Regions from separate parts of the Homo sapiens genome. Here region 2 is linked to region 1. A link is an interaction called in ENCODE POLR2A ChIA-PET data of the cell type or tissue named here. Cell type or tissue: B cell. All regions are shown on one strand. Region 1 overlaps NUBP1 (NUBP iron-sulfur cluster assembly factor 1, cytosolic). Region 2 overlaps CIITA (class II major histocompatibility complex transactivator).

Region 1 (2,500 bases):
TCCCTGCTTATTGAACTGGTCCCCTCTGAACCTCAGTTTCCTCCTCTGTAAACCAGAGATAATGATACTTACCTTCTAGGCACATGGCCGCCTCAGCCTCCCAAAGTGTTGGGATTACAGGCGTGAGCCACTGCACCCAGCCCCCAATATTTTTTAATACATTCATATTCTGCTTAAATAGTCTAGATTTGGCTTGTATCTGAGACTCCTGAACAAGATAGGATGAGTTTGAGAAAAATTTAAGATGCAGAGACCAAGGCTTGGTGAGGGGTGAGCAAAAGAGAGCTGTTTAGGGTGGCTCCAACACTGCCGTCTCTTGGCTGTTCCATCCATTCTGTCACACAAGCCAAACAGGCGCTAGGTCCCTTTCCCCGTCTCCTCCAACCAGGGCTCAGTAAACAAGGTCTGAGCCCGAGCCTCCAAGTGACCTGACAGCCAGGTCTGTAAGATCACCCTTGAGGAGCTCAGCCAGGCTGAGGGGTAGGGGAATGGGGGCATCAGTGTTTATGAACCTTGAGATCAGCGTTAGGACTCTCCCTCAGGAGAATCTGATGGCTCCAAGTTTAACCCAGTTTCTGTCTTCTCCCCTGTCCTTTTCCTCTAACCCCGCTCCCCTCCTAGTTGTGTGTGTCTGGAGTGTGTGCATTCAGTTATATAACCGCTTTGGTCTCTTCTTGTCCCCAGATTGCTCTTCTAGACATCGATATATGTGGGCCATCGATTCCCAAGATAATGGGATTGGAAGGAGAGCAGGTAATAGCCGGTTACAGAACTCAGGAAATTATTCTCTTAAGGCAAACTCTGTAGCACTGAACTGTCAAACCTCAACAAAGAGGCATGCGGAGCCCATAAATGTTTTTTTGTTGTTGTTTTGTTTTGTTGTTTTTGAGACAAGGTCTCACTCTTGTCGCCCGGGCTGGAGTGCAGTGGTGCAACCTCAGCTCACTGCAACCTCCACCTCCTGGGTTCAAGCGATTCTTGTGCTCAGCCTCCTGAGTAGCTGGGACTACAGTGGTGTGCCATCATGCCCAACTAATTTTTGTATTTTTGGTAGAGACCAGGTTTCACTACGTTGGCCAAGCTGGGCTCCACCTCCTGACCTCTAGTGATCACCTGCCTCAGCCTCCCAAAGTGCTAGGATTACAGGCGTGAGCCACCGCACCTGGCCTGTAAATGTTTATGTGGACATGAGGAGCTCATACATGCTCAGTAGTCCATCTGTCTACTTTTAACAACAACTGTGAGTCTTGGCGGGGGAGGGGCGGGATTGTATATGAAGTCTGTCTACACCATTGGAGAAGCATTGGTTTCGATGCCTCCTCAGAGGGGAAGGGAAACAGCCAGTGAAATGCAGAAGTAAGACACGGAAATTTAGCTCTGACTGGGAACATTAGACCAGGGCTTGCTATGGGTCTGTACCCTGGAAGCAAGGGAATATTTCTGCCCTTGTGGTCTCCCCTGGGGAACTGAGACTGCAGGGCGGGTGAGCGATGTGGGCTGGGGGCAGGGCTGTAGCAGTCTATGTAGTTGCTGGCCTCTTCTTGCTAGCAAGAAGCTCTCCAAGAGAGGATTCCCCCAAGGGCAGTGCATGGAAGCTGGGGCTGGGGGTGCTGGGATGTCCCGAGAGTCTCAAGATTGGTTCTTTCTTTAATTAGTGCCAGGAATGCATTAATCCTGTTTTGGGGATGCAGTGGTGAACAAGGTCCATGAAGACCCCTGTCTGGGTGGGAGAAGGCAGATGCTAGATAATGTGAAACCAACCCAGAGTGAGGGGATGGACAGTAGGGCAGAGTCAGAGGGGCTGAGGGGTGGTCAAAGGTGCCCTCACTGAGGGATAGCATTTGAGCAGAGGATGACAGGAGGGGAGAGCTGGGGGAAGGGCATTCTGGGCTAAGGGAGCAACTGCATGGGCCGCTGACACAAGGTGTCCTTGTGTCCTCAGTGGAGTGACCAGAGGGGCTGGAGGGTGGCCCGAAGCAGATGGGGCCGGCCTTGCAGGCACTTCTAAGGCCTTGGGGTTTGCTTCCGAGGGAGTAGGGAAGGAGAGCGATGTCACCCTGTGAGGCTTGGTCACATACCCCAATGGATTTGGTAGCACACGCCACAGTGAAGGTATAAGCTACTGTCATCACACGTAATTATTTCATGAAACAGAAAATTTTAAAATAAAAGAAAATAGAAGTTTCCCTATTTTCTTCTCCTGCACTATTGGATCATCCTGTTTACCCCTCTTTTAAGACAAATGGACTTAGCAAACGAGTGTAAATAGGAATGAATGGTTTTGTGGGGTTTATTTTATTTTATTTTATTTTATTTTATTTTATTTATTTTATTGAGACAGAGTTTCACTCTTGTTGCCCAGGCTGGAGTGCAGTGTCGCGATCTCGGCTCACCACAACCTCCGCCTCCCGGGCTCAAGCAGTTCTCCTGCCTCAGCCTCCTGAATAGCTGGCATTACAGACACACGCCACCACGTCCAGCTATTTTTTGTATTTTTAGT
Region 2 (2,500 bases), 140 kb after region 1:
TCACCCAGGCTGGAGTGCAGTGGTGCAATCTCAGTTCACTGCAGCCTTGACACCTCCCCAGGCTCAAGCTATCCTCCCACCTCAGCCTCCTGAGTAGCTGGTTCTACAGATGCACATCACCACGCCCAGCTAAGTTTTGTGTTATTTGTAGAGATAGGGCTTCACCATGTTGCCCAGGCTGGTCTCAAACTCCTGGACTGAGGTGATACTCCTGCCTTGGACTCCCAAAGTGCTGGAATTTCTACAGATGTGAGCCACCATGCCCGGCCTATGGGGCCCTTCTTGTTCCTATGAAGTCTGCAGGGTCCCCTTATGCAAAAGAACAGAAAGCTCGGCTTCACAAAGTTTGACCTCGGAAGAAATGGAAGGGAAAGGGTCCCTTTGTCACTCTCACAAACGTAAGAAGCAAACTAATAATGATGGCCATCACACATATTATACTCACCATGTAGAAGCTGTGCTGCCTTAAACTTCTGTTCATTCAGCACTTACTGATTGCCAGTCCCATTGCTAAGGGCTCCGCGTGACTTAACTCCCCTAATCCTTGTGAGTTGCCAATTATTATTCGCATTTTATAGATATGGAAACTGAGGCTCCAAGTGGTTTAAAAAATGAACTTGCCCAGGTTACAGTGTGTTGGTAGGTAGGGGTAGTCTCAAAGTTGGTAAATTTTACGCCAAAGCTCACGATACTTGCCTTCTTTCCCTTCTCAATTTATTTCTCTGACTGTGTGCTTAACCACACAGCAGTGTCATCCAGAGTTTGAAGCAGAGCTCATCAATAAGTGGGGGTGGGCTAAATGTCTCCAGGCTCCTCCCTGCGGTCCCTCCCACCATCCCCCATCTGTGATACCACCTGTGTCTCTATGCTTGAGCCCAGACAGGACAAGGGTGATCATTTCATTGGGAACATTTTGACTGGGGGGAAAGAGCACCAGCCTGGGAGTCTTGGCAGGGGGAGTGGGGGAGAAGGGGCAGGGGCAGCCACCGACAGGCTATGAGGTCTTGTGCAAGTCACGTCCTTCCCGGGGTCTCAGTCTTGTCATCTGCAGAGTGAAGGAAAGAGGTCAAGCTTGAAGGTCCCTGGCAGACCCAATGCCCTGTGAGAAAACTGAGTTTGGGTAACTTATTATTTTATAGATATGGAATTATCTTATAGAAATGTTATAGATATGGAATCATTTTATAGATATGGCCCAAAGTCCAAAGTCACACAACTCATTCACGGAGTTGCTAGGATCAGTCTGGAGCTCTTGTCACGAGATCACACTGCCTCAAAGAGGAGGCAGATTGCTGCAATGTAGGTTCTTAATAAAGAGCATGGGTGGAATGGGAGGCGGGCATCAGGCAGGAGCTGGGGCAAAGGTGTCTTTTCTCACTGCTCTGAGAGAACAGATTTTGTGCCTGTGTCCCTGACCAAGGGGCTGGGAGAGGTGGAGCATCTCACCCCCAACCATCTCCCAGCTTTGGCCCTGCTCCAGGAAAAGGGCGGTGGCCCCATCTTTCAGTTCTGCTTCCTCTAGTCATGGTTGGCTGGGATCTCGCTGCAAGCCGGTTATGTTTGGGTTCCTGCAGCCCCCGCTCAACCGTCATGAACAAGTGGGCCCAGCCAGTGCCCCAGCTTGGACTGGAAAGATCATTCTCTGTGACATCCGGGGGTCTGTGCTGAGCCTCTCCCCAGGCAGTGAAAGCTGTGGATGCGTGAAAGAAAATGGGTCTCTGGGCCGGGTGTGGTGGCTCACACCTGTAATCCCAGCACTTTGGGAGGCCAAGGCGGGTGGATCACCTGAGGTCGGGAGTTCGAAACCAGCCTGACCAACATGGTGAAACCCCATCTTTACTAAAAATAAAAAAATTAGCCAGGCATGGTGGCGGGTGCCTGTAATGCCAGCTACTTGGGAGGTTGAAGCAGGAGAATTGCTTGAATCCGGGAGGCAGAGGTTGCAGTGAGCCAAGATTGCACCACTGCACTCCAGCCTGGGCGACAGAGTGAGACTCTGTCTCAAAAAAAAAAAGAAAAAGAAAATGAGTCTCAGGAATGGGGTGGCAAGTTGAGTGTGTGTTTTCTCATGAGCTTACTCTTCAATGTATTCTCTTCTGGGCCCAGAACAGGGCAGTAGGAGCCTCCCTCTGGTCTTCCAGCTTCAGGGCCAGCTCTCCTCTTACCTCCTCCAGGAAGCTCCCTCTGTTTCTTTCCAGCCTTCATCTGCATGTCATGTGTGGTGGGTTGAAAGGTGGCCCCCCAAAAGATATGTCCATGTCAAATCCCTGGAACCTGTCAGTGTGACTTTATTTGGGAAAAGGGTCTTTGCAGATAGAATTAAGTTAAGGGGCTGGGTGCAGTGGCTCATGCCTGTAATCCCAGCACTTTGGGAAGCTGAGATTGGAGGATCACCTGAGGTCAGGAGTTCAAGACCAGCGTGGCCAACATGGCAAAACCCCATTTCTACTAAAAATACAAAAATTAGCTGGTCATGGTGGTGAGCACCTGTAATCCCAGC

Evidence for each region. Peaks named below come from ENCODE experiments on the same cell type or tissue, not always from the same donor. Only the 100,000 strongest peaks of a DNase experiment are listed, where the experiment ranks them.
Region 2: POLR2A ChIA-PET joins it to region 1 with 19 read pairs; 3 of 35 experiments call an interaction of 5 or more read pairs at or near these places.

Annotation. Positions count from the first base shown.
Region 1 is chr16:10,751,926-10,754,425 of GRCh38, forward strand. NUBP1 (NUBP iron-sulfur cluster assembly factor 1, cytosolic) reads left to right here. Exons shown (of 11, transcript NM_002484.4): 4 at 685-753. Among named protein-coding and RNA genes, the nearest start is that of NUBP1, 9.3 kb to the left of the region's middle. In B cell, no CTCF peak of the experiment used is centred here; a DNase peak (open chromatin) is centred at 1,346; H3K4me3 peaks cover 550 bases; H3K27ac peaks cover 1,572 bases.
Region 2 is chr16:10,890,321-10,892,820 of GRCh38, forward strand. All of the region lies in intron 1 of CIITA (class II major histocompatibility complex transactivator), which reads left to right. Among named protein-coding and RNA genes, the nearest start is that of CIITA, 14 kb to the left of the region's middle. In B cell, no CTCF peak of the experiment used is centred here; DNase peaks (open chromatin) are centred at 801, 1,003 and 1,541; H3K4me3 peaks cover 2,181 bases; H3K27ac peaks cover 2,500 bases.